Regions from separate parts of the Homo sapiens genome. Here region 2 is linked to region 1. Evidence: read pairs that join two places in POLR2A ChIA-PET (ENCODE). Cell type or tissue: IMR-90. All regions are shown on one strand. Links, peaks and the distances in the headings refer to the core of each region. The heading gives the core; the rest is flanking DNA. Region 1 overlaps SH3PXD2A (SH3 and PX domains 2A). Region 2 overlaps SH3PXD2A (SH3 and PX domains 2A).

Evidence for each region. ChIA-PET counts read pairs that join two places held together with the same protein. Peaks named below come from ENCODE experiments on the same cell type or tissue, not always from the same donor. Only the 100,000 strongest peaks of a DNase experiment are listed, where the experiment ranks them.
Region 2: POLR2A ChIA-PET joins it to region 1 with 12 read pairs; 4 of 35 experiments call an interaction of 5 or more read pairs at or near these places.

What each region holds. Positions count from the first base shown.
Region 1 is chr10:103,700,597-103,710,546 of GRCh38, reverse strand. All of the region lies in intron 5 of SH3PXD2A (SH3 and PX domains 2A), which reads left to right. Among named protein-coding and RNA genes, the nearest start is that of SH3PXD2A-AS1, 41 kb to the left of the region's middle. RefSeq lists enhancers at 912-1,890, 1,891-2,870. In IMR-90, for the core only: no CTCF peak of the experiment used is centred there; no DNase peak of the experiment used is centred there.
Region 2 is chr10:103,640,507-103,650,456 of GRCh38, reverse strand. The region is part of intron 8 of SH3PXD2A (SH3 and PX domains 2A); the gene reads left to right. Among named protein-coding and RNA genes, the nearest start is that of SH3PXD2A-AS1, 100 kb to the left of the region's middle. RefSeq lists an enhancer at 9,872-9,950. In IMR-90, for the core only: no CTCF peak of the experiment used is centred there; a DNase peak (open chromatin) is centred at 5,096; H3K27ac peaks cover 1,455 bases.

The DNA of each region.
Region 1 (9,950 bases), core at 1,109-9,108:
GATGACTGTCTGTGGGCCTTATGTTCCCCCAGGAGTAAAATAGGGACCATAGAAGTGGCAGCATAGGGTTACTATGAGGTCTAGAAAGCTAATAATAGCTCAATTACTGTATCTCACCATGTGATGACATTCTTCTAAGCGATTTACATTTTTTAAATTATTATTATTTTTTGAGATGGGGTCTCACTCTGTCACCCAGGTTGGAGTGCAATGGTGCGATCTCGACTCACTGCAACCTTCACCTCCCAGGCTCAAGCGATTCTCCTGCCTCAGCCTCCCAACTACAGGTGATGCCCAGCTAATTTTTTGTATTTTTGGCAAAGGCAGGGTTTTGCTATGTTGCCCAGGCTGGTCTCAAACTCCCGAGCTCAGGTGATCCACCCACCTTGGCCTCCCAAAGTGCTGGGATTACAGGTGTGAGCTACTGTGCCCAGAGGACTTTTTTTTTTTTTGAGATGGAGTCTTGCTCTGTCACCCAGGCTGGAGTGCAGTGGCATGATCTCAGCTCACTGCAACCTCCGCCTCCCGGGTCCAAGTGACTCTCCTGCCTCAGCCTCCCAAGTAGCTGGGATTACAGGTGTCCACCCCCATGCTCATATTTTTAGTAGAGACAAGGTTTTGCCATGTTGGTCACACTGGTCTCGAACTCCTGACCTCAGGTGATCCACCCACCTTGGCTTCCCAAAGTGCTGGGATTATAGGCATGAGCCACCTTGCCCGGCCAGCCTACATGTTTTAATTCTCTAATTTTTGCATCCATCCTATGAAGTGGGTATAGTTGTCATTTCCCCCTAGTTTGCAGATTAAGCCACTGAAGCACAGAGAGGTCATGTGACTTGCAACGCCAATAACTGGCAAATATGGGCTAGAACCTCTTACCTATCCTACCCCTCAATGAAGCTTGGCAAGGGCTTAGCATGCTGCCCAGCATGCAGTCTTAATGAATGGTACCAGTTGTTACTATTGTTGTTGCCGAAGGGGCTGTGCCAGAGGCTGGCTCATTAGCGCCCACAAAACACGACTCATCTCTCAGCTACGTGGGTTTGCAGTTTCTGGAGTCATCGGAGCAGCCTCTCCTTCCATCCTTGCTGTGTCCCAGTGAGAGGCAAGGTGGGAGGGTTTGCCCCTGGTCCCAGGCTTTGGAGCTCAGTTCCCCAGACATCATCCAGCCCAGCCTTTGCAGGTTGTGCAGTCCAGAGAAGGGAAATGGTTGCCTGAGGTCAGAGAAACTGGATTAGCACCAGGATTTTTGGCTCCAAGTCCAGTGCTCTTTCTGGCTCTCAGAACTTTCCCAGCCGATTTCAAGAGCAACCCCAGGCTTGGAGCATTTGGAGCATCCCTGGTGCGGTGCCTGGGAGGGTGCCTGGAGGCCTGAGTTGAGCCCTTGAGAAGATCCCAGTAGGAGCCTGGCTGATGGACAGGGAGAAGGGACTGGCTCCTCTGAATGGCTCAGAGGCAGGAGCTTGGCTGTGGCCAGGTCTGATTTAATTTGGCAGAGGCAGGCTGCAGCTTAGACCAGGCTGTGCCTGCAAGCCAGGGAATTGAAGGTTAATTGCCAGGGGCACCTCTTCCTGGCCCCCACCCCAAGCAGGAGAGGGCACCCATGAGCCTGTCACCTGGTCTGAGACCCCTGGAGAACTGCAGTGTTGCCTCAGGAGCCAGTGGATGGGGGACATGCATTATCCCCATGCTGGCCCCCTCATGTGCTGGGCACGGTGCTAGGTCCTGGCAGCCACGAGGATCTTAATAGGCACGAGCAGGGGACACTTTGTGCTGCCCAAGACAGGAAATAATTCAAGGAAATTCAGGCATCTTGGTTTGGAATTTCCCAGAAGCAGATCTGAGGCTGAGGATTGCGGCTCAAGCAGTTTGGAGGTGACACTAGAAGGCATCAGTAAGGTGACACAGGGCAGGGAAGACAAGGCTGCCAAGCGCAGTGTCAACGAGCTTCATCTCGCAGGGACTGGCACCTGGCTGCAGGCTGTTCCCTGGGGGCAGGGGTGCTGGGGCATTCATGCACCCCTTTTCCCTCCCTCCAGGCCATCCCCAGACATAGCCGGAGGGAGCTGTCCAAAAAGCCTGTGTTTCCTACTGTGCTTAGGGTGACTGCCTGGGGTTTCCTGGTGCCCTTCTCCTGGGGAGGCCTGGGCTCCAACCTCCCACTGAGGGAGCCACTGGTTGGTGCTGCAGGAACCAGAGGAAAGAGCCTGGCAGCCGCAGGGAAGGTCAGGAAGTCCCCACCACCACCCACCCCAGCTTGGGGACCCGAGCTGAGGCCCTTTGTCACTAGCTGAGTTTCTGTAACGAGTGTGGAGACAGGACTGTGATTCACTCAAGGCCTGAGGTCGGCGCCAACAAAGGTTATCAGGAAGGCCTGCAGGGAGGAGGCCAGGCTCATGTGTCCCTTGTTCCAGAAGAGCCAGATCAGGGTACCAGAGACAGTCATTGAGCTTAAGGAGGCCAGGCAGGTCCCACACAGGTGCTCAAGCCAGGAGCGCAGGAGGACACTGGAAAGGGAGAGAGACTGTGGGGGCTGTGGGTGTGCAGGGAAGGCTGCCAGGGAGCTGGGCCTCCAAGTGAACTTGGGTGCTGAGGGAGGGTTTGGAGGCAAAAGGAGAGGGAGACAGCCTGGGCCAGGGTGACCTTGAGTGCAGGCTTGGAGATTTCCCAGCAGAGGAGGGCAGGAGGGTAGGAAGGTAGAGAGAGACACACACAAAAGCTCACGATGGTTAGGAGTCAGCTGGCACTGGAGTCAAATCCCAGCTCTGCCACTGGGCTAGTGACTTAACTGACTATGCCTCAGCTTCCTCTTCTGGGACATGGGAGTAATGATAGCATCTTCTTCTTGGTGGGTGGCTACAAGGATTAACTGAAATAATGTACATGAAGTACAGTGAGCAGCTGGGCCGGGTGGTTCACACCTGTAATTCCAGCACTTTGGGAGGCTGAGGCAGGAGAATTGCTTGAGGCCAGGAGTTCAAGATGAGCCTAGGCAACATAGCAAGACCCTGTCTCTAAAAAAATGTTTTTTAATTTAAAAATATTGAAATACAGCCTGGCGCGGTGGCTCACGCCTATAATCCCAGCACCTTGGGAGGCTGAGGCAGGCAGATCACGAGGTCAGGAGTTCGAGACCAGCCTGCCCAACACAGTGAAACCCCTATCTCTACTAAAAATACAAAAATTAGCTGGGCATGGCTGGCGGGCATCTGTAATCCCAACTACTTGGAGGCTGAGGCAGGAGAATCACTTGAACCCGGAGGCGGAGGTTGCAGTGAGCCAAGATCGCACCTCTGCACTCCAGCTTGGGCAACAGAGCTAGACTCCATCTCAAAAAAAAAAAAAAATTGAAATATATAGTGCCATGGCTAGCACATAGTAAGCACCCAGGGAGTATCACTTCCTAGGTACAAGACTCTGTTTTCAGACTTTAGCCCTGTCAGGGAGAGGGGTGAAGGAGGCCATAGACACTGTAGTCCAACTGCCAGAGGAGAGAGACACACGTGAGGCAATAGTGCAGGACATTAGCAAGAGCATCCAGGCTCCACTGTGATGCCAGGGTGGTTTCCATGACAACCAAGGTGATGTCACAGAGGACGGAGCACAGGAGGCCGCGGGCTGCTGCCATTCCGTCCTCATAAATAGGCAGGAAATGTACTGTCTGCACTTGCTGACCCATCTGTGACAATCAGGGATGACCTCCTGGAGGAAGTGGCACTTCCACTGAGCTCTACTCGGGGGGGAAAGGAGGGGAGAGCAGAGATGCAGGGTCTGCCTATCCTGCCAGGCAGGGATTGAGAACAGGTGGAGGATGCTCGGGATGGTGTTAGCAGCGTCTGACCAGCCTCTTGAGACCATCCGGCAGCCCTGAGCTTGGTTACTGGTTGTCAGGGAATTCGTGCATTTATTCAGGAAACACGATTATAACCAGCCCTGTGCTGGGCCTGGCAAGACACACACAGTTCCTGCTCTCAGGGAGCCTACTGTTGAGGGGAAGAAATAGACAACAAACAAGGCAATGGCAAAAATATAAAGGCAATGGTGACAGCCACACAGGAAAATAATCCAGTGCTCTGCTAGAACAAGGTTTGGGGGGGTGCCAGAAAGTGTATTAGGCTGGGAGCTGGGGCCCAGGACAGCATTGGTCCGGCATCACTGCCCCCAGAACTTAAAAAACCTCTGCTGAGAGGAGGCTGTAAAACCAGCCCTGGTGAGGCCAGGCCATCCTCAGGCTCCTCCAGTCCAGCCACTGACCCACTGAGCAGCCACACCAGCGGCAGAACCACCAGGAGGCAGCCCAGGAAGCTTGACAGCTGCAGGTGCTCTAGAGGGGATGCTCCATCACCATCGGAAACCACAGTGCATCTCTTGAGCATGTGGTCATGGACGCTGTGACACTGTGACCCACTGTGCGGGTCACCAGCCAGGTTTCTTCCTGTTGGACATTCTCATGCCAGCCCTGAAGTTGTGACCTCCCTAAGGAAGAGTCTAGAACTCAGTGATGTCATTTGGGTATTTCTTTCTTTCTTTTTTTTTTTTTTTCTTTTTGAGACAGAGTCTTGCTCTGTCACCCAGGCTGGAGTGCAGTGGCACGATCTTGGCTCTCACTGCAACCTCCACCTCCCAGGTTCAAGCGATTCTCCTGCCTCAGCCTCCTGAGTAGCTGGGATTACTGGTGCACACCACCACACCCAGCTAATTTTTGTATTTTTAGTAGACAGGGTTTCACCATGTTGGCCAGGCTGGTCATTTGGGTATTTCTGACCCTGAGTCTTTGCCTTCGTTTTACCTTTCTCTTCACCACCTACTCCTCATTTAGCTTTTCTGTCTGGATTTTATGTGTCCTTCTTAGCCACAAGGTGGTAAATGAACAGTGTGGTGGTTAGGATTTGAGCACTAGACTGAGCCAGGTTGGCCTCCAATCCCATCTGTATCCCTCACAAGCTGTGTTACTTTGGGCAAGTCACATGCTCTCTCTGATCCTCCATTTCTCATCTGTAAAATGGGGATAGTAAGGGACTCTGCCACACAGGCATGTAGTGAGGATAAAATGAGCTGATGTGTGTCAAGGGTTTAGTTTAGCACCTGGCATAATGTAAATGCTTGACAAATGTAGTGCTCTTGTCAATAATAGTATTAATAATAATAAGAGCAGCACTACCACTCCCACCTTTGGGTAAGAAGAGCTCACTCACGGTGGGGAGAACTGCTCAGTGGTGACTCCCACCAAGGCCTGGCCCACGCCCGCCCTTCCCTCCCCCTGTTTGCCACCATACTTTGGGGTTCATGGGCACAAGCCTGCTCCGGGACCTCGGGGGCTTTACCTTGGTGTAGAAGCTCAGGAGAGGTTGCTTGGTGGAGGATGGAGGTGGCGGCCCACGGCTGGCCTGCTGGGACCTGTAGTGGACAGGCTGGTGAGCAGGCAGGGCCCTCACTGTAGTTGCAGCTGAGCTGGCCCAGGAGCATTCAGGGTTGACAGGAAGGCAGCTGGAGAAGGCTGGGAGCATGGAGGTATTACCTAGGTATTACCTAGGGTTCCTGGATGGCCCCCCTGCTACAAGCAGGACACAGGCTTGTCCTGTGAGCCTGGAGCTGGAGGCCTCTTTGCAAAAGCCCAATCAGGGAAACTAAGGCACAGAGAGGGCTGCCACCACCCAGGTCATGCTGCCTGCTCAGACAGCCAGGCCTGGAACCCATGTCTCGGGCCTCACAGGCTGGGATGGCCCTGGTTTGGCATCTTACAGGACTCCTCCCTAGACCCCGTCCTTTACATGTATGCTCTGGCAGACCCTGGGGAAGCCCCCAGGCCGCCCTGCACCCAGGCTAGCCCAGGAGCCACCCATCCCTGGGCACACAGGCCCTTGGCCAGGAGCCCGTTTGTCCTGCGTTTTGAGTGCCTGCTGTGAGGAGCATGGCAGCCACTGCCCTCTGTGGAACAGGCTCATTAAGTCAGCCTCTTGGTCCAGCATCGAGGGGGATCCAGACTTGGCTGTCACTCCTGTCGCCTCTGGGGAGACCCGTCAGCCTGGCAGCAGCAAGGGATTCTGGGGGAATGTGAAAGTGATAACAGTCATTCAGATGGACCTGGAAGTCCCCAGCTCTGCCACCCCCAGTGCTGCCAGCCACCAGCCACCAGTGTGGTCTCAGCAAAGTGGCTTTACCCTGCAGAGCCTGGGTTTCTTCATCTCTGTACAGACACCCCAAGCCTTGCTCCCCCCTCCCCCTGAGGCCAGCCAGGCCCGTGTCCCTGCTTCTTCCCATGCTGCTCCTCCTCCAGTGGCCACCGCCCCCACCTTCCTGGCTCCTTCTCTCAGTGCCCTCCTTTGGCCAAGCCCATTCTGTCCCAGGTGGTTCTGTCATTTCCCCTGCAAGTCACAGCTCTTCCAGAGTCCCTCCCTCTCCCCTCTCGAGGGTGAACCAGTGCTGGCAGCAGGGCCCTGTGACTGGCAGGTGGAGCTGGAGCAGGTGGAGGATCTGTGTATGCGCTCCCTGTTACTGAGCCTGACTGTGCACGGGGGACTTTATGTGTATTAACTTGTTTATCCCCCAGCAATCCAATTAGGTGGATCATTTCAGTCTCTGCACTTTATAAATGAAGACAGAGACCCTAAATAATCTGTCTGGCAGAGCTGGGATTTGAACCTAGGCAGCTACACACACACAGAGAGACACATACACACACATGCACACACGCACCATGGGAGCCAAGCAAACCTTCTGGCCATACCATGTCAGAGTCTGGACTGTACTGTCCAATAAAGTAGCCAGTAGCCACGGTGGCTCTTTAAATCTAAGTCTTAATTAAACAAAATGAAAAATTCAGTGTTTGAGTCATACTGGTCACAATTCAGTGTTTGAGTGCTCAGCGCCACTGTGGCCAGTGGTACCATACTGGACAGGACAGATAGAGACTATTTCCATTACCCCGGAGAATTCTACTGGACAGCTCCTTTGAGGGCACCACTGTTGGGGACAGAATTGGAACATTCAGTGCTATTGGGGGTCAAAATCAGAGTGGGCTTTCTGGAGGAGGTGCCCCTTCCTTAGGCCTTGAAAGTTGTGAAACACTAGGCAGGGCAGGAGGGGGCCTGTGGTGGTTGCAGCACAGACAACCGAGTCTGCAGCCTTGCCTCCCATTGCAAGCTGTGTGACACCAGGCAAGTGACTTAAGCTGACTGAGGTGCATCTGTAAAATGGGGCTAACGCAGCTGCCTCTGTTGGGCTGGGCACATCTGGCTGCTTGGTGCTTGTGGGTTTGTCACATGGTGTCTAGGAAAGTCTGGGAGGTTCAGGTTCCTTCACTGTAAGAGGCGATCACCCGGGCCTCCCAGGGCCATGCAGGTGGGCTAGGTGTGTGGGAGGAGTGTGGGGCCCTCCGAGTCCTCTTTCCCACAGAGGCCAAGGCAGAAACAAGCACAGCCTGACTTTGGGTGGGCTCCTTGGCCTCCATGGGAAATAGGGAGCTCCTTGGCCCAAGCTCCCAGTCTCAGGTCGAAACTAGGCCAGGGCTGGGGAGTTAGGGGCCATCAGCCAAGGATCGACCCAAGAGGTCTGTGCTCTGCAGTGGGGCCCTGGTATCTGCCCGTGTGTCACACACACCCATACACACACGTGACACAGAGACCAGGCACATGTCTGCAGATGGGGCCAGTGTAGCTTGAGGGGCAAAGCAGTCCTCTGGCTCCCCCGACACAAGTCCTCACCCCACCACCTGAACAAGGGAAACCAGAAGGAGCTAGAAATGTGATCCTCAGGCACAGAGCTGGTGCCACAGCCTTCAGGGAGAATCTCTCTTTAGGAATACTGCCGCTGGGTTGTTCTCAGCAACTTCCTTCTAAAATCTGAGCTGCTTCCTCTGGGGCTCAGTCCAGCCCCAGCTGCCTGTCCTGCTCCCCCAAGACATACAGCCTTCTTGCCCTCCGCACCCAGCATGCACACACACACACACACGCACACACACAGGCTTACATCTGTTCCTGCCCCTGCACCGTTGCTCACACCATCCCTTCCACCCCAAATCTCCTTCCTGCTTCTGCTCTTTTTAAACAGTCTTCATCTTTCAAGGGCTAGCTCTAGTGCCCCATCTTCCACATAGCCCTCCCTGACCACCCCAGACCACTCTGATCTCCCTGTCCTGGAAATTTCTATACAGTGTTTCCTTTGACCAAGCTTTGGGGCACCTGATCACAAGGGAACTTGTATGTTGTCTTTTCGTGGGTGTTTGCCATCTCTTTCCAGCTAGATGGACAAAAAAATGAAAAAGAGGGCAGGACAGTGTGTCTTCTGCCACTCTCTTACTTCATACACAAGACTGGGTCTACAACAGACCTTCAGTCAAGATGTGGATGGATGGTGGATGAATGATGGATGGATGGATGGTGGATGGATGGTGAATGGATGATGGGTGAATGGTAGATGAATGATGGATGGATGATGGATGGATGGCTGGATGATAGGTGGATGGATGATGGATAGATGGATGGATGATGGTGGATGGATAGATGGATGATGGATGGTGGATGGATGATGGTGGATGGATAGATGGATGGATGGATGGATGGTGGATGGATGTTGGATGGATGGTAGATAGATGATGGATGGCTGGATGAAGGATGGATGGATGGTGGTTGGATGATAGATGGCTGGATGGTGGATGGATGGATGGATGATAGATGGATAGATGGTAAATGGATGGTGGATGGATAGATGGTAGATAGATGATGGACAGATGGATGACTGGATGAAGATAGATGGATGGATGATGGATGGTGGATGGATGGCTGGATGGATGATGGACGGATGGATGGCTGGATGAATGATGGATGGATAAATGATGGATGGATGGATGGCTGGATGAATGATGGATGGATGGATGATGGATGGATGGTGGATGGATGGATAGATGATGGATGGATGGTGGATGGATGGATGATGGATGGATGATGGATGCATGATGGATGGATGATGGATGGATGAATGGATAGATGATGGATGGGTAGTGGATGGATGGATGGTGGATGGATGGATGATGGATGGATGGATGAATGGATGGATGATGGATGGATGATGGATGGATGATGGATGGATGATGGATGGATGAATGGATAGATGGTGGATGGATGGTGGATGGATGGATGGTGGATGGATGGATGATGGATGGATGATGGATGGATGAATGGATAGATGATGGGTGGATGGTGGATGGATGGATGGATGAATGGATGGATGATGGATGGATGAATGGATGGATGATGGATGGATGAATGGATAGATGATGGATGGATGGTGGATGGATGATGGATGGATGATGGATGGCTGGATGGTAGATGGATAGATGGTAAATGGATGATGGATGGATGGATGGATGGTGGATGGATGGATGGATGGATGGATGGATGGATAGTGGATGGATGATGGATGGATGATGGATGGCTGGATGGTAGATGGATAGATGGTAAATGGATGATGGATGGATGGATGGATGATGGATGGATGGATGGATGGTGGATGGATGGATGGATGGATGGTGGATGGATAGATGGATAGATGGTAAATGGATGATGGATGGATGGATGGTGGATGGATGGATGGATGGATGATGGATGGACTTGGAGAGAGTCAGGGAAGGTCTTTAAATATAGGATATCCTCCTTGACCTTCTCCTCAGGGACTTCATTGTTGAACCCCATCACCCCATTTTGTCACTCCCCCTCCCATGGTTCCCTAGGTCTGGCATGTAGCCCCTGGAAGTCCAGGGAACCCCCATAGCCAAGAACAGTCTGGCATTTACACAGGGAGCAGGATCTCAGGTGGCCTGAGGAGGAGCTCCTAGCACTCCATGGCAGTGGGCTGAACTGGCAATCCCCTGCCCCATTTTGCCCTCTAAGAAATCAACTGTGTATTCCTGCCATCCTCCCCACTTCCCCTAACCCTGCCTCCTCCCACTCCCA
Region 2 (9,950 bases), core at 1,309-9,308, 60 kb after region 1:
GGCTTTGAAGGGCCTTAAATATAGACAAAGAGAGCTTTTCCTCTGTTCTTCCCCATTGCGCTGAGGGGCTGAGGGATAGCGGAGGCCTGGAAAAGTGAAGCCACGTGCCCAGCATCATAGTGAGTTTGAGGCAGGGCTGTGGCACATCTGTGGGCTGCTGGTGCAGTGGTGGCTGTCTCTGAGGTCCCAGGAGGACTGGGGAGTGATGCGGCAGGTGCCAGGTGAGGGGAGGAGGGGGAGCAGGGCTCTCCAGCTGCTGCCGCTGCTGAGCTGCTGCCGCTGCTGAGCTGCTGCTCACCTGGCCTGGGCCCTTCCGCCTGTTACTAGGGCTAGAGCCTGGAGCCAGGCAAAGGCACCTCCCCATCCCTGTGCATTTAAAGAGCCTGTTTTTCTAACTCCCCTCTCCTCTCCCCACAAGATCAGCTTCACGTGCCCCAACTGGAGAATGCAAACTCCCCCATCTAGCAAGGCTTCTGGGGGCCAGTGTCAGGCTGGGAAGGATGCATGGTGTGCTCCAGGGAAGGTGGGGCTGCCCTACAGCTGGCTGAGTCCCCCCTCAGGTCCAGAGGCTCTGCCTCCTCAGCCCCTTGTGTTCCTCCCTTCCCCCAGGAAGGGGGTGAGGTTGCTGTTGAGGTTGGCCAGGCATCCAGCTCTGGTGTTTCTGGACATGATGTCTTTCTCTTTTGTTTTCTGTACTTTTAAGCGGCATTCTCACAGGCCCCAGCCTTCTCTCTGCTCAGCGTGCTCACCATCTTTTGATTACAGCAGCATCTTGAGCTGCTGCGATCAGGGGTAGCATACAGGTTGGCAAGGATACAAGGCTTGGGGTCTTGCGCTTGAGACTGCAAGCCAGCACCTGAAGCACTGGCTACTTGAGTCTCCCATGCCTGGTTTGGCCAAATGACCTTTCTGTGCACTGGTGGGGCTTTCTGCCAGTTCTAGACACTCACTTCTTGCTCGAGGCATTGGGTCAAGGAATAGCCACTTGGCATGGTGCTCAGAGTGTCATGTTAATGGGCAGAGCAGTGGCGTGCCATCGAGGGAGGAAGGCCAGGCTTTGCGTAAGAGGAGCTTGGTCAACCCAGACTCTAAGCTCAGCCACCAAACAGCCAAGTGACCTCAGGCAAGCCACTTCACCTCTCTGAGCACCGGCTTTGCTCATCCACAGCATGGAGGGGTGATTAGGAGTGGAGACAGTGGCCATGGTTGCTTTCCAGATACCAAGCTTCCCCATTCCCCTGACGACTGTGCTGTTACCAAGCTGGGCAAGAAGCCCACTTTATCTCTGCAGTTCTGGAGCTCCTAAGATTCCATCTTACCCCTAGGGACCTGAAAACGGGCCAGTTTCAGCTCAGAGGGAGCAGGCGAGGGGAATTTGACCATGTTGGCAAGCCTTCAGCCAGCTCTTCCCCGCAGCCAAATGGGTCACTGGCTACAAACGTCTTTGGGTTTGTAATGATGATCACAGGGATCGTGGACTCCTGAACACCTTTGGAATGGGCTTTGTGCAGCCAAATGCATCACAGATTAAATTTCTGGAGAAGGAACAGCTGAGACATAGTCTTGAGCTTCCCTGAGCCACTTCTGTACTATGGCAGCCAAAGGGTGTGCACACGCACGCGAGGGGGCACGTGCATTTTCTCCCCTGACAAAAGGGTGGGAGGTGGGGCAGGAGCAAAAGACGATCTGATCTTGCAATTTGCAATAGCCAGTGGGCCAGCTGGTGCTTCTCGTGGTTTTTAGGATAGTGCCGGGAACAGAAAGAATATGATGAATGTCATGGAATTTCATGATAGGAGTTTGGGGTGGCTTCCCCTCCTTTTTAAAATAATGTTTTGAAAAGTTGCCCTGGAGAACTGCTGAAAGCAGAGAGGCTGATGGACGTTTTTGGTTATGTCAGATGAGGACAAGATTATCCAAGTGAGCGAGGGTGTCTCTCCCTGTCGGCTGGGCTGCGGGGTTCCAGGGCCGCCCTGCCAGAAAGCAAGCAAAGGGCCCGTAATCACAAACAGGCTGGGATCAGTTACAACCAGAAGTATTACTTTAGACTCTTGGCTTTGATGGGGAAGAATGCAGTTTTCCTTGGCCCCCTCCCCCGTCCTTCTCAAGTTAAACAAGAGCCATGAAAGCAATAGCTCTGGCGCTTAAAGAGAGGCTTGGTGCAGGGATCTCAAAAGCCAAACATTGGAGGGCTCCCCTGACCCCCACTGGTATCGGGGTAGGGATTTGCCTGACCCTTTTACTACCCCATTTCTTCTTGTGTGCACTGGGGAATCCTGTTTTTCCATACTCTTTCTTGTCTACCTGGGCCCTTCTCATCGCCTCACCTGTGTCGTGCCCACCAGCCCGTGTCCTGGCATTCTCTGAGTGCTTGCCATGCATCTTTCCTGCGTGGATATGTGGGTGGGAAGGAAGTCGGGCAGGGATAGCAAAGAAGTGGCTAGCACGTTGGAGCAGACCTTAACCAGCTCCTGAAGATAACAGAATAGGAGATTCTCATCCCTCCGGGCTCCAACCCACCCCTAGGGGACCCTCTTCTCCTCCCCTCCCCCTGCCTTAACCAGTGCCTCCTGGGCAAGCATCTGATTGACTCTTTCGTGCTTGGGCATGAACGACGCTGCTCCGGAGCACTGGCATTATGTGGAGTGTGCTTTCCCCAGCATTGATAACCGGAGCAGAACCAGGGTGGCTTGAACCTCATTGCCCACAGGGTGGGATTTTAACTGGCTGCTCCTTGTAGGAGAGAGAGGATAGTTACCTCGGCACCTGGGCTTTGCATGGGGAGAATGAGCATCCAGGGTTCCTGTCTCGCTGGCTCCCTCAGGAGAATTTAACCCTGTTCTTCTGTTTCCAAGCACCATGTGCAAGCACCAAGTGAGGCTCCATGTCCCAGGCCTGACTGCACAACCAGACACAAACTTGCCTCCTTGGATTTAAAGGGCCTCTACATTCAGTGGAGCTAGAGCATCTTGTTGGTGCTCATGTGCCAGGTGAGAGGAGCATTTGGACCTCAGGGGCCTGACCTGCCCTCCACACCCTGGTCTCTCCACTCCCAGGAGGTCATCCTACCACCTCAAGGCCCTTGAAGGAGAAAATCCATTCTAGAAGTGGTTCCAGGGTAAGGGGCTGGGTGGAATCATAGCCAGGTTGGGCAGGAACTCTGACCCAGAGACAGGACAGTGAGATTTGAGGGACGGAGACATCCAAATCCAATCTAAGGGCTATGCCAGAGCTGGGGAGCTGGAGCTGATGCCATGATATTGCAGTATTGCCCGCTTCCTGGGGAGTGAAGCTGTGGCTCCTCATGGGTGACAGCTGGGACTCATTGGGGGTATCTTGGCCTGCCACAGCCAGGGTATATTTAAAGGGGCAAAATAATCCCCTACCTCCATCCCCCCACCCCTGACTACTATTATCTGACTCCGTCTAGACCTCCCCATAGAGGCCTCCCTCCAAGGGAGGTGGTTGGAGGACCCCATGGAGGCTGGGAGATGGCAGTGTGGCAGGCAGGCCAGGTCAGTGACTTCCCCCAGCTTTCTACCCATCTCTCTGCCCTCAGGTACTTGGATCTTCCTGTTAAACAGTGGTAGAATATTGATCAAAGGCTGGGCCTTATTCAGAGCGGAGAAAACCAGAACCCAGCAACCAAGCAAGGGTATAGTCAGGAGCTAGAGATCAGACATTTGTTCATTCAATTCACTCATTCCCCAGCCTTTATCTCCTGCTGTATGCCAGGCACTGATGCACAGAGGTGAACAGGAAAGACTTGATCTCCATCTTTATGGAGCAGACAGTCTACAGGGGACACATACAGTTGCCCGCTCTGACCCAGCTGAGGGGACTGTGGTTGCTGGTTGGTTGTGGGACAAGGTGGTTGGCTCTCTGCAGGCCTCTCCCCTGTGGGTGCTGGGGGTGGGAGGCACCAGAGATTGACAGGTCAGTGTGGGAAGAGCTGTATCACTCACTGGTACTCATGGGTGTCAGTCACCACTGCCTGACCAGTCACTGTAACTGTGGCGAGTCTCTAGAATGAGAAACCTGGTCTGGGCCAGTGTTGTGGGGTATCTGGACTAGGGGAGTATCTGGTTTGAGTGTGGCCTTTTCTCCTTGGATTGGGGTGGGATCCGTACTAGACCAATTCTTGGGAACCAAGAAGACAAGATGGTTCCCAGAGGCAAAAGAGACAGGAAGGGAATGGGGCAGGAAGCCGCTCAGTGAGAGAACCTAATCCTAGGTCACCACAAACCTAGCTGAGGCCCCAGGATGGTTATCCCAGGACAAGGGGATTTAGGGCTCAAGTTAGACCCATTTGCTGCTTTCTGGAGACTTAATATCAGAAACCGATGAAACTGATGGGAAAGACAAGAAAGAGATTATTAAAGCACCTCCTATATGTCAGGCAGGGAACGAAACACCTTTTTTCTTATAATTATCACCACTGCCCTGTAAAGTATGGGTATTGTGATGCCTATTTTACAGTTAAGAAGGCCAAGGGCCAGACGGTTCAGGTCATCCACAGTTCTCCCCTGTACACTCTGCTGCCTCTTGGTGAATCCACTGGAGGCTTGTGCCATGGTTGTGGAGCTATTTTTGGTATGCCTCTCTCCCCACTGTCCTCTGGGAGTTGGGGCAAACAGGTCTCTGGGGCTGCCCATTCCAGTGCCCTGAGTTGCACCCAGGAGGACTTTGTTTGTGGTCCCTGGATGAGAGGCAGTGCCACCAAGATTCCCAGTAGAGGCCTGCAAACAACCTGTGGGGCTGCCTTGAATGGGCTTGGGAGATGCTGCTAGTGGCACCCCCTGCATTCCTCCAGGAATGTCGGCCCGTTCCTGGTGATTAGCCTGTGGGGCCTCCCTGAGCTTTGATCTTCCATTCCTGTAAGCGGAGAGGCCCAGATGGAAATGGCCGGGTCAGGTATCCAAGCAGACTACATGAGCTGTCAGGACTGGAAGTATTAGCTCACTGGATGATCCTGGGCAAATTATGCAACAAGCAACAAAAACCTCTGTGCCTTGGGTCCTTGAAGACAGATCCTCCTGGGTAAGCTAGAGATGCTTGCTGTGGGTCGAAGTCATTTCCCCAAATTGGGGAACTGGAAGAAGGAACATTGCCCAGAGGCTGAGTCACCGCACAGGATTCTAGCAGAGCAGAAGTTGCGGGGGCCGGCAGGAAGACAGCTGGAGAGAAGATGCCCAGTGCTGATCCCGCATTGGCCCCAGGAGCTGGGCTTCAGAGAGTCTGAGCTTGTCAGGATGCCAAGATGAGCAAGATTCGGCCTATGTCCTCAGAGAGCTCTTGGTCTAGCTGGGGGACTGGCCAACCCAAACCTAAGGTCAAGGTGATGGGGGAGCCTTGAGTTAGGAGAGCAGAACGCTGGCTGGCAGGGGAGTCAGGGGAACATCACAAAGTTAGTGGCTTTGAAGGACGGGGCCTGGGTACTACAGCAATGAATCAAAGACATCAACACATTTGGGGGCTTCTGAACCCTGCTGCATGTGCATTCAAAAAGCAAGACGGGGTACTTCTCCCAGGCCCCAAGAAAGGCTTCGAATCCTACTCTGCCACTGAATAGCCACTCTGTGGCCAGCATGTGGCCATTCTGCTCCTCAGTTTCCATATCTGTAACATGAGGATAATATTGGAAACCCATGTGGCTATTGGGAAAGGCCAGCTGTGAAAGAAAATTGTCAAGTGGCATATTCACCCTCCTATCCTTTTCTCTGATGGACAGGGATGGGCTACCATCCAGTTTAGGCAGTAAGTTCTACTGGGGATAGTTAGGAGTCCGTCGGGTTTCTGAAATGGCTTAGAATAGTAACCCCTCTGCCCCCACCAGCCTATAGCCTGGAGACTTTTTTTTTTTTTTTTTTTGAGACTTGGTCTCACTCTGTCGCCCAGGCTAGAGTACAGTGGCATGATCACGGCTCATTGCAGCTATGACCTCCTGGGCTCAAGTGATCCTCCCACCTCAGCCCCCGAGTAGCTGGGACCACAGGTGCGTACCACTATGCCCCGCTAAATTTTTTAAACTACATTTTTAGTAGAGACAAGGTTTCACCATGTTTTCCAGGCTGGTCTTGAACACCTGGACTCAAACGATCTGCCCACCTCGGCCTCCCAAAGTGCTGGGATTACAGGTGTGAGCCACCGCACCTGGCCTATCCTTTTCAAAGCATTTTTCTCATCTATTATCTCAGAGTAACTCTCTAAGGGTAAGTAGGGCAGGTGGCTTTGTTTCCATTTTTCAAAGGAAACAGTTGAGACCTCAGAGCTTGCTTGTGGCCAGGCTTGGATTTGAACCAAGGTTCGGCAGATTCTTTTTTTTTTTTTTTTTTTTTTTTTGGGATGGAGCCTCGCTCTGTCGCCCAGGCTGGAGTGCAGTGGTGCAATCTCAGCCCACTGCAAGCTCCATGTCCGTGGTTCACACCATTCTCTTACCTCAGCCTCCCCAGTAGCTGGGACTACAGGTGGAGGCCACCACGCCCTGCTAATTTTTTTTTGTATTTTTTAGTAGAGATGGGGTTTCACCCTGTTAGCCAGGATAGTCTCGATCTCCTGACCTCGTGATCCGCCCGCCTCGGCCTCCCAAAGTGCTGGGATTACAGGCGTGAGCCACCGCGCCTGGCCTGGTCTGCAGATTCTTTACCCCAAGCTTCACCTGAAGAAGATCAGTGGTTCCCCGAGAGTGGGTCGTGCAAACATGTGCTGGGCGGACACAGCATTGAGTGGCATTGAATCTCGTCATGAGAAGTTTCTTTCCTTTCAGTTCTCTTTCACTCCACATTGGGTCAAGGGGAGAATCTCCATTTGGGGCTCCTGTGCTGTTAACATCTGTCAGACGCTGGCTGATGTCATTTGTTTGTTTGACCAAGAGCAAATCTGACCCAGGCTTAGAATCTTGCTAGAACTTGCCTTGCTCTCTTGTTGAACTTCATGGCATTGTTTCATTGTATGTGTTTTTCCGGAATCTCCCGTCTATACCTAGGAATGCTGGTTTTCCATCCACTGTAGCATAGGAAAATGTCTTTTTGAAATACATGTTTAAGTTTTAAAAAATAAAGTCAACTTAAATAAACACACTAAGATGACACTAGTGTAGGTGTTACTCAGGTTCATTGGTTCACCTGGCCGGAGGGCTTGGGGAATGCAGAGTTAAACGACCCCAAGTGGGACTCTGTCTCTTAGGCACCTAGGGTGCCCTCTGCCTCTTGTCTCCTAGGGTGACACCAGTGGCTCCCAAATTCCAACTGGGAAAGGAGCCTGGAAAAGCATCGGCATTCGTGGTGGCTGCTCCCCACACCAAGTAGAAGAATCCACGTTGTCAGAGAGCTGCTAACGTCAGGCGGTACTGGATTTTTGCAAGCCCTCTATTTAAAATTCCCCAGAAATTAAATAAGGAGGCTTTGGAGGGAGGAATGCCCTAGACAAATTGTGGAGTGGGTTTGTTTTGTTTATGGAGATGGTCTTTAAAGTCTAAATTGTCCCCGTTTTATTTTTGCCCAATTGAAGAGGGGCTGAACTCAGCTGGGAGGGAGGGGATGGTTGTCAGCCTACAGCTTTTAGTTGAAACCAAGTCCATTCTGGGGCCAAGAAGCTTCCATTTTTAGCAAAGAGAGAAAGGGGAAAAATATACAAACTCGTACATGTACGCATCTTAGGCACTGGAGTAAGCCAGTTAAATGGATAAGGATAATCTTTATATTTCAAGTGACCACAGCTCTCTTCTCCAGGCTGCAAATAGATCTATTAAGCACCAGGCACATTTCTGGGCACTTTCCATTCTTTTCTTTTCTTTTCTTTTTCTCCCCACAACACTGGTAGTAAATACATGCTGTTTCATATTCCCATCTCACCAATGAGAACTTAAGCCTCATTCTTCAGTCTCTTCCTTCAGCCAATCTGAAGGACCAGGCACCACACTAGTCTGACGTTGGCTTCCTAAAGCTGTAGTCCACCCAACACCATGATACAGGGGAGGATCTTAGGTGGCAGAGAGGCAATATCAATCCTTCTGCATCACACAGTGGGAAAAGTTTGTCTCATTGCAGTTCTCTTCCAAGCCTTCTGACTTATCTCAGTTTGATGTTCGATGATCTTTAACCCCTGTCTAGCAAATCTGTGTAGCAAAGAAAGAGCGGGCCACAGGCTCAGCCTCTTCATTTGTGGCACGGTTCAAATGTACTACATAGCTTTGTTTTCATCGTGTGTGCTTTTCTGGTTGGAGCCAGTGGTCCTCGTTGTTTATTCATGGTGGCAATCTGAAGTTTCCTTAGCAAATTTCTTTCTTGAAGTTAAAAAAAAAAAAAAAAGGCAAATTGCTTTAAATATACAGTCCATTTCCAGACTTATGATGGTGTGACTTACAATTTTTCAGCTTTATGATGGGTCATTGGGGGTATTAAGTACATTTTGAACTTGGGATATTGTCAACTTAACGATGGCTTTATCGGAACGTAACCCCACTGTAAGTCAAGGCACATCTGTATATGTTATATGAACCACAGTATATGTAATTCAAGGATATAGCAAAGGTTGTGTGTGGTGTGGAAATACCTGAGGTTTGGGGAAAGCAGATTCAGAGTCACTCTTGCCTGGCAAAGCCCTTGGGTGAGATCTCGTGCCAGAACGCTCTTTCAGCCTGGGTGTCCCTGCCTCGCCCTACCATGTGGGCTTAGAGGAGAGGCAACTTGGAGGCAAGCCTGAAAACCACCTCTCCATGAGGAGTGGGAAAAGCCACACCCTCGACTCTTCCAAGACTCAGGGCTTCGTAGACACCAGTGGAGTGGAGGAGAAGCAGATGAGGGACTGGGTTTCTTGGCTCATCTGTCAGATGGGAATTTGGGGCATAATAGAGCAGGCATTTGGGGCACTAATAGAGCAGGCATTGCTGGTTTCCTTCTGCAAGACAATGAACAGCTGAGCTGGAGTGGTTTTAAGGGTCGCTGAATGAATGCTGTACTGGGTATGAGACCTGAGTGCCAATCCTGGCACCTCCCCTTAGCCACACACTCCTTGGGTAAGTCTCCCATTCTGAGTTTCCTAAGGCAGCCTAAGATTTCACGGACCTGGGGACAGACTTCTGCCCCAAGACATACTGAACACATGGTCCTCAGAACTCCTTTCTCATCCTCACTGCCAGGAGGGGGACCTGCACAACTCAGGCTGCCTGGACCCTCCCAGCTTGCACCTAAGATTTTGGCGTCATGGTTGTTAAAATTGATATTGCCCTTCCATTTGCTCCAAAAAGTTTGAACAGTAAATTTTAAGATCCTCATACTAAGCCATGTCCTTTTGTCTCTCCATTTAAGACTTTGCATCTTGTCAGATTTGAGCTGTCATTACCATCTGTTCAGACCTCTTTTTTGGCTCCTAATCCTGGCACAGCTTTTGCTAAATGAGATCGTGCTGCCAGTACTGTGTCTCTGTCCTCATCCTGGGTTGATTAAAACATCCAACAGGACAGGTTCCCATTGGAGCCACTCCGTCCTGCTGGGTTGTGCCAGCCCTCGAGCTGTGGATCTGTCAGTGCTTCCCTGTAGCCCCCAGGGCCCTGGGGGATCATGAGGGACACAAGGGCCTGGAGGTCTCAGCTGTGACACATCCCGGGCCCACCAGTCCAGTAGCTCACTCACTGCCAGGCCCCCTTTCTTCCTGTTGCACCCTTCTGACCGACACTGCCTGGGTGAGTGTGCAGAGCCCCTTCCCAGGCTCTCCCAGCATTCCTTAGGGAGTCCATGTTTTACTTAACCACGACCAGCATGAGGCTGCCCTTCTCTACTCTGGAATTCACCGCCTTCTTCTCTAAAAGCTGGGACCGTTGCCCATTTTGTGTCCTTGGGTGTTGCTCCCATCTCCATGTCTCCCACGATTGCTGATGATGACTGGAGGGCTCTTTGTCAAATGCTCTTGGGACCCTTCTCTGCGGCCAGCTGGTGAGAGTGCATTGAGGC